2 separate regions of the Homo sapiens genome follow, and region 2 is linked to region 1. The links are chromatin contacts, found by Hi-C or POLR2A ChIA-PET in ENCODE. All regions are on one chromosome and are shown on one strand. The core of a region is the stretch at or near the end of the contact, and the rest is flanking DNA. Distances in the headings are between cores, read along the strand shown. Region 1 overlaps LINC01554 (long intergenic non-protein coding RNA 1554). Region 2 overlaps LOC101929710 (a long non-coding RNA gene).

Region 1 (4,153 bases), core at 1,088-3,587:
GGCAGGAGTTTAAAGTATGAGTTGGAAGTTGAAAGATTTAGTGGCCCTTCTGACATCCCATGGTCTCAGGAAATTCAGTTAAGCTCTCTGCGAGTTTCCATTTCCCCATCGCTGAAATGATGTGAATTCATGCTACCTATTCGGCGGATATTAAAATGCAATAGACCTAGGCATTGTTCTATGTATGGGAGAGTGTATGTGTATTGATAACTATTGTTTTCTTTTCCAGACTTACTGTTCTCACTACCCTGATGTATCCAGATCAGTTAAAACCTATTACTTAGCAAAGTTTCAGTTTGAATTTGTGTCCTCTCACACACACATAAAACACATACACACACACACTCAAAAAGGATCAGAATTCTTTTTTCTTTTCTTTTTTTTTTTTTTGAGACTGAGTCTCGCCCAGGCTGGAGTGCAGTGGTACAATCTCGGCTCACTGCAATTTTTGCCTCCCAGGTTCAAGCGATTCTCCTGTTTCAGCCTCCTGAGTAGCTGGGATTACAAGCACCTGCCACCATGCCCGGCTAATTTTTGTATTTTTAGTAGAGATGGGGTTTCGCCATGTTGGCCAGGCTGGTCTCAAACTCCTGACCTCAGATGATTCACCCGCCTGGGCCTCCCAAAGGGCTGGGATTACAGGCATGAGCCACCGCGCCCGGCCAGAATTCTTTTTTTTCCTTTCAACTACAATATGTTTTTCTGAGTGAGGAAGAAAGAGAATTTACATCACAAGGCAAAAAATACTCATAATATTGCATGCATCCATGGGAGAATATATTACAATACGAGCACCATTTTCCCTGGGTGCCAGGGGTGGGGCAGTTTAGCTGGAAAAGCTAAATTCTGCTCCACTTGGATTGAAAACGTTCAGATGTTTTGTTTATGTGTTTGCTTTCTTGCTTATTCACCTACGACATCTAATCCTTTAGTCTGAATAGTATCCAGTGAATACACTCCTGTCCCTCTCCTCAGTCCTCACCCAAATGCAGTAAAGCAAGAGATCAGCAGGGCAGCCAGAGAGCCCACACCAGTGAGGCCAGGAAAGAAAACAGAGCTCAAGAGGGTCCACATGAAGGTTTCCTTCCTTATCTAGTCCCCAGAGGCTTTTTTTTCTAAGTAAAACTCCCAAAGAACTAAAAACAAAGGAAACACAAAAAATTCAACGTGGTATAGAAATTTCGGTAGAAGAACTTTTATTGAACAGTAAGATTCAAGATTTCACCAGGTGAGAGGGGGAATTGAAAATTAGTAGAAAAATTCCAAGGGGACCAGTTAGCCACAACAAAGAATGGGGTTCAGGGAACTTCTTAGGGATGTATCTTCCCCTCAATACAGGTAGAGGAGCAGCATCAGAAGCAGGGCGTTGGAGAGAGGCATAGAAGAGAATCACCTTCTCCTGGCCCACGCAAGCTACCTGGTGTACCTTCAAGTTCAGGCCAGCTGCTGTTCCTGCCCGCTCTTGGAGATGAAAAGGTTTCCCATGCCCCCACCTCCTCCCGAGTTAATTCTCTCCAGGTGCTTCTCTTGATGTAAACCCAGGGTGCTATTAGCAGGCTCCTTGTTCTCTTGCTCAAATCCTTTCCAACCTTTCCAACCTGTGGAGCTCTGCTGTTTCTAATTTCTAACCCCCATCTTGTTTCTTTCCCCCAATATTGAATTCTGCCATAATCTTCAGATCAACTCTAGTTGTCTCCATTTTTTTTCTGAATGCTAAAACCTTCCAGCCGTCTTCTCTTCCACTCCCTGACCACTCACGAGTCACCTGCATTTCTTACCCCAGTCGTCATCCTTGTTTCCATGAACGATCCTCTCCAGGGCTTCCTGCCAGAAAAGTATTTTGCAAGTTTCATTTGAATTTCTACACAGTATAATTCTGAACATGTAAATAATATATAAAGTCAACCTATGTTTGGAGCTAAGAGTGACAACAATCTCTCACACTACAGATCCGTCCCAAATTGGTAATGCCCTAAAAATGCTAATAAAAATAAGGTGCTTGTGAAATACTCAAATCCCTTCAGTTAGTACAAAAACAACTGGTGACCTAAAAATTCAAGGAATGGCCCAGAGTAAAGGGAAATGTAATGTTGACTCTGGTTTACAGAAAGTGAATCTGAGTCATGGCAGATCCTGAAATTTCACATGAACTCATTCTGCCTGTAAATGCCCCAGCATCAATAGTGAGCAAACGTGCATTCTGGCCAGCCAGGCAGAAGCACTTTGTTTTCCATTGTGCGGTGACGCCAGATCCCCATTGCTTCTGACAAAGGCCCTCGTCAAGCCTGTGTGTCATCGTTTGCGTTTGCCACAGCTGCAGCGGGGTGCGCGCAGACCCACTTCCCGACTGCTCATCAACCGACCTCCCTGGGGCCGAGAGGCAAGCCGGGTCCGCGCGGGGTGCAGCGCCACCTGCTGGAATTCATGCGATGGAGCAGCAGCCTGAAGTGGCTGCGGAGTCCAGAAGTCCTGTCCTTGAGGTTTGCTTTCAGACAACGGCCAGTCCTGACTGCAAGAACAAAAACACTAGCAGAAATATGCACCCGTTACGCAAACCAGCCCTTAAGGCTGCACATGATCCTTTCCCCACTACAGAATGTGGTGTGGCGTGTATATGTGCACCAGTGAGTATGTGGGGGGAGAGGGGGTACACCCATTTGTGGTGGGGGGGGTATAATGTGGTGTGTTCATGTGCGGTGTCTGTGCATGACCTCTCAAAGGTAGGAAAAGTGGCATCGTCGTCATACTCCTTGTTGGATTGGTAAGGAATTGTTCAGTTGACAGAGATTTTGATATAACTTGTTCCATTTATTTCCTCGCTACGCCGTTCAAGTAGATAAAACGTTCTCGACCAAATGAATTGCCAGTGCTCTGGCTCTCTAGAAGAATTACTCATGACCTAACCACGCTGGAGGCTGACAGCTAACTAATGATCTTTCCCTCTTTTCAAAAGACTTTGCCCATATGGGAACAAAGACTGTCATGATCCCCCAGCCAGGCAGGGCTGGCCCTGGGCTTGGAGGAGGCGATGAAGTAAGACACAGGCAGCTATGGGAAGAAGTCAACCACTTCCACGAGGCCAATTGTGGGTGTCTCAGGAAACAGACAAGTTGCGAGTCTATGTTTTTGCCAGATCCTCTGCCCCTTTAGAGACGTGCTCGCATGTCACATGCGTGAGGCAACTTTCCGTGCCTAGGAGGTTACTGACTTAAACCCAGGGACACTTGTTGAAGTGGGAGGCCTGACAGACAAAGGCAAAGGTGTTTGATGAATGGCTCTGCTGGCTGGTGATGTGGAAGTGTTTGCTGACAGTTCGAGAAACACCAGGGAGCCAACAGATTAAGTGTTCTGTATTTTCCTGGCTACTAAATAATAACTACAGTTTCCTGAGGGTTTACTCATGCCAGGCAGAAGGCTAAGTGCTTTACCTTTGTTTTTTTGTTCATGAAATCCTCAAAACTGCTCTATAAGCCATGCACTATGATCAGCCCTGCTTTCCCGATGAGGAAACTGAGGCCCAGAGGGGTAAGTTCCCTGCCTAAGGTTACACAGCTCAGGAGTAAGGGGAGGACTCAGGTCTCTGCGGGCCAAAGGCCAGGCTCCTGATGCTGACCCTCCTGCTTCCCTGCCATTAGTGCCCTGCGAGGCCCGGACCTGCCCTCTATTTTCCCGCTCATTTTAGGGCCACAGTGACTCACCAGCCATGTGCCCATACCACTCATTTTCACAGAGCCCTGGAGTATGAGAGCAGGGCTTGAGGAAAGAGCTTTCGTTCACTTTGTTTTGAGCCAGGACAACAGACTGGGAAGTGGTTGGAACACACAGTTCTGGGTCAGAGGTCAGAGAACAGACAGGACTCCAAAGGCTAAAACAAACAAGATTTCTCACAGCAGCTCTGGCCGCGTTGAGACCCACGGGCTGGGGCTGGCCAGTCTGTCCCCACGTGGGATAGACTGTGTCCAGAAGGGTGGCCTGGCCTGCTCCTGGCTAGAGCAGATGAGGAAACCACTGTCCTGGATTCAGCTCCCAGTTCTGCCACATTCCAGCTGAGGGCCTGTGGGACAGTCGTGAAGAGCCACATATGGCAATGTCATCTCTCAGGAACCCAAGACGCCAAGGCCCCTCACTGTAATGTGGCAATAACGCCAGCTAG
Region 2 (4,153 bases), core at 425-2,924, 530 kb before region 1:
TTCTCCTAGCATCCAGAAAGAAATTGGAGTAACAATTTTCAAACAAAAAAAAATTTCTAAAGCATTGAGATGCCAATAATAACAATACAAAACAGATTCTTTCTTAACTATATTCACAGCACAGTGCATTGTTTAATTAAATTCTCACAAGAATCGTAAAAACGAATCTGAGATAAATAATATTATTGTCCTTATTTTGAGGATGGGAAAGTGAGACACTGAGGGGTAACATGTTTTGTTTACTTGCTTAAGGTCATGCAGATAGCAAGGAGTAGAGCTGAGATTTTAACCTGGCAGTAATTCCAGCATCCAAGCTATGCCTTATATTAGCAAGACAAAAAAGGTGACATGACACTTTAGAAGATATTTATAGCACGGAATAAATATTTATTCTTAAAAACAATTTTAACCTCATGAGAAGGAAGATAAATGTTTTCCTAACTGCCTTGTAATTTGCAAGGCAATAGCATTAATATACATGACAGTTTGAATCATCCACTCTGCTCCTTCTGCTCCATGAACAGAGTATGCCTTCCTGAACCATAGGAATCTACTGCAGATTCTTTTCTGTTATTTGAAATAATAGGAAAGCTTTTGTTAACTGAACATTTTCTTTGCATTAAGCATACACTTTCTATATTTTCACAATGATAATTCATGAATAAGACATGTTATTTCTAATGCTTGCATTATCCTACAAGTGAAGTATTTTTACATATATGGAAACTGAGATTCAGAAAGGTTAAATCATTTGCCAAAGGTTGTACAGTTAAGCCGCAATTTTAAAACTGGTTTATCCAACCCTATCTTTTTGCTCCTTCACTCTGTTTCACTTTTTAGCTTTACTTCCAAATTTTGCAAACTGATGCCTTAATAAGCAATCTCATGCTTCCAGGAACACCTAGAGAGTTTATACCGCTTCTTCAAATTTTGGAAACCCCAACAAATTTAAGGGTGAGAGAAGTTGTCCTTGTCAATCATCACTCCTTGACCTATTTTGAAAGGAACCAACGTTCTTAGGAGGCAACAGACCAATCCAATAACTCAAGCAACATTTGGATGAAGAATCAATCCCATGAACTCATGTGTGGCTCATCCCCAGGGATGCTAAGATATGTTAATAACCAGCACATTGACTCTAGGAGTATTCTAGTATGTTGGGCCATTCTATTTGTCTCCCCATTTCTTGGCCTTCCTGGCTTGATGTTAATGTGTCTTCTTTTTAAAAAGTTTCTCCAAGTCTATTCTTTGGGATATTTATCAGTGGTGTGGGGTGTGTATGTTTAAAAAGGATGCCCAAGTCTTGCACAGTTGTGGACAAAACCTGAGTTTTTTGCATTTTTTCACTGTAGGACTTCTCAATAGCCTTTTATATATACTAGCGTGTACTAAGACTCTTTAGGGGTGCATTTTTCAGCATTTGTCCAGACAGAATCCCTTTCTCCTGGAGCATATTCAGGGACCAGTGTTCTCTCGGCTCACTTGGAAAGACACTATCTCCTAGCCAACTACATCCTGTCAATAATTTCCCAGCCTGAGTCTGGGTTCCATCAGAAGCAAGGCTAACAATCCCCATGCTCCTGATTATTTCTGAGAGCTTACAGCTCATGCCTTCTCCTTGCCCCAGTGGAAAATGCTGCAGTGCCAGTCAGCTGACGGAAAAGAGGTGCCAACTGTGGTCAGTGAGGAAGATGAGTCATAGCCCAGCAGCAGGGATACAAGGGCAGGGAAGACAGCTCAGAGGTGGGAAGAAGAGAGGGAACTCACCCAGTCACGTATGTCCATAAGAGATAGAGTGGTCATTGTTCCAATTTGTCAAGGACAGCTTTCGTTTATCCCTGTTGTCCCAGCATAATTATATCAAAAGTATCTTATTGAACAATAATTATATCTTGTCACTAGAGTACAGATGTGGATTGTCTTCTCAGCTTGCTGATGAGAATTGTGCTTCCTAAAATGTTTTGTTCCCACCACAATCACTGAGTCTCAGAACTGGAAGGAATTATCTAATTTTCTACCCAATTTCCTACGCATGAAAGGAATGCTGGGGAGGATTCTGAGAAAAGTGTGGCTTCTTAATAAAAAGAGGTGCAGAGAAGAGATACCTCCTCTTCTCTGTACATACCTCATTGTGCCTGTATAAAATGCCTAGGACCTGGACAGTCATCCTGGGACCTTCCCATATCCAGTATCCATTTCTGAAAGAGCTCTCCAGTTCCATGAGCTTCAGACCCCATAAAACTCAGGTCGGCCTCCTACTCATCTCCCTGATCTAAGTCACAAGTCTATGAACTCAACATCTTGAGTATCTCTCAAGCCTGCCCACTTACTCTTCTCCAGTGCTACCATCCTGGTCCACACTGCCATCTTCTTTCACATTGCTATTGCAACAGAGTGCCCCTGGTCTCCATTCATACTGTGATGTTTCTAAATTGCATATCTTGTCACATCACTCTCTTCTTGAAAACTCACTGAAGAGTACTTAGGATAAAACCAAAATGCACACCTGAAATCCCAGCACTTTGGAAGGCCAAGGCAGGCAGATCACGAGGTCAGGAGATCAAGACCATCCTGGCCAACATGGTGAAACCTCATCTCTACTAAAAATACAAAAAAATTAGCTGGGCGTGGTGGCCTGCGCCTGTAGTCCCAGCTACTCGGGAGGCTGAGGCAGAGAATTGCTTGAACCTGGGAGGTGAAGGTTGCAGGGAGCCGAAATTGTGCCATTGCACTCCAGCCTGGCGACAGAGAGAGACTCCACCTCAAAAACAAAACAAAACAAAATCAAAATGCTTAGCATGGGTCTGAAGCCCTGGGCAATTTGTCCCTAACCTGTTTCCATAGCTCCATGTCATCTCCCTGCCCCACTCAGTCTCAGGGTATAGCACATTAGCACACTAGCACACTAGCCTTCCTCCGGTATGCTAATGTTCCAAGTTCTTGAACATGGTATTCTGCTAGAAATGCTTTCCTCCATTTCTTTTCTAGTTACTTCTTTCCTATTCACCCTTCAGAGCTTAGTTTATAAATTCTTTCCTCAGGGAAGCCTTTCTGATCATCATAATAGCAGCCTAAGTCAGAACCTCTCGTATATGTGTCTACATAGTGTTTATCACAAGGCAACCACACACATAACCAGTTGTTTATAGCTGTCTCCCCGAACGGAATGTAAGCTCCTCTAATGTCTCTCAGGTTAACTGCAGTATCCCAAAGATTAGCACCGTGTCTTGTACACAAGGTGAACATCAATGAGTACTTATGGACAGTGTTGTTGAGCATTTAGTTTATCTGCAGGTCCATGATGTGCTTTGGAAATTAGAAATTGGGAAGCCAGATTAACCCTTCTCAAGCAGCATGAATTGGCAGTGTTAGCATTTTCTTCCTCCATCCCTAGGGAGGGATTTTGTGACTAGCTACCTGGGTGTCACTGGATGGATTACTCTTCCTTTCTAAGTCTCAGTTTCTTCATCTGTAAAATGGGAATAATAATTTCATTTACCTCATAGGGTTGATTATTTGCTTATTTGGATGAAACACCCACTCTCTGTCAGACACTGTGATAGAGGCCAGAAATAGCATAATGTATTAAATACTATGTGGACATGCCCTCTGCTCTCATGGGCACTGTTTTTATTCATCGTTGTATCCCTCATCCTAGCACAATGCCTGGTATGCAATAGCCATTAAATATGTATTTGTTTAATTAATTAATATAGTTCTTTGTGCAAATCAGATGAAAGTGCCAATGAATAAAAGCAGAGAAGAATAATAGCTGATGCCCAGGGAGGATCCACTGGGGGTGGTAGTCAAGATGCTGAGCCCAGTACATGGATGGTTTCACTTATTCTTCATTCAGTGTTGTAGATACACTTATTATTATCCCCCACTTTACAGAGAGGGAAATACAGTAGTAGCACAAACAGCAGAATTCACCTGATCAAGGTCGCATAGCTAATAAGTGGTGAAGATGCATGATAAACTGTGTGAGCACTAAACTGACAGAACCCTTAGGTGGTATCAAACACTAGCTGAGAACAGAATCCTATGGAAAGAGGAAATGAGGAGAGAAATCCAAAGCTTAGAAAAAGTGAAGTAGCGACATTAGAATAGCAGCAGTGAAATATCTTTCTGTATTTTCATTCGGCTGCTTAGT

The links. A loop is a pair of places that touch in the nucleus more often than their neighbours do. ChIA-PET counts read pairs that join two places held with the same protein, here RNA polymerase II (POLR2A). Pooled maps may share reads with other maps.
Region 2: a map of Right ventricle myocardium inferior shows a loop between it and region 1 (5-fold over the local background). The contact joins two enhancer-like sites. A Hi-C loop is called at or near these places in 2 of 168 maps with a recorded cell type or tissue (Right ventricle myocardium inferior and cardiac septum) and 4 of 50 pooled maps. POLR2A ChIA-PET finds 5 or more read pairs at or near these places in 1 of 52 experiments (WTC11).

Annotation. Positions count from the first base shown.
Region 1 is chr5:95,857,160-95,861,312 of GRCh38, reverse strand. It overlaps LINC01554 (long intergenic non-protein coding RNA 1554), which reads right to left. Exons shown (of 3, transcript NR_026936.1): 3 at 1,180-2,509. Among named protein-coding and RNA genes, the nearest start is that of LINC01554, 7.0 kb to the right of the region's middle. Within about 2 kb of position 2,337, at least 30 of the 41 ENCODE cell types and tissues checked have a DNase peak (open chromatin) inside an H3K27ac peak, as active enhancers do.
Region 2 is chr5:96,382,077-96,386,229 of GRCh38, reverse strand. The region is part of intron 4 of LOC101929710 (a long non-coding RNA gene); the gene reads right to left. It also overlaps a transcript of CAST not described here. Among named protein-coding and RNA genes, the nearest start is that of PCSK1, 49 kb to the left of the region's middle. Within about 2 kb of position 1,674, at least 4 of the 41 ENCODE cell types and tissues checked have a DNase peak (open chromatin) inside an H3K27ac peak, as active enhancers do.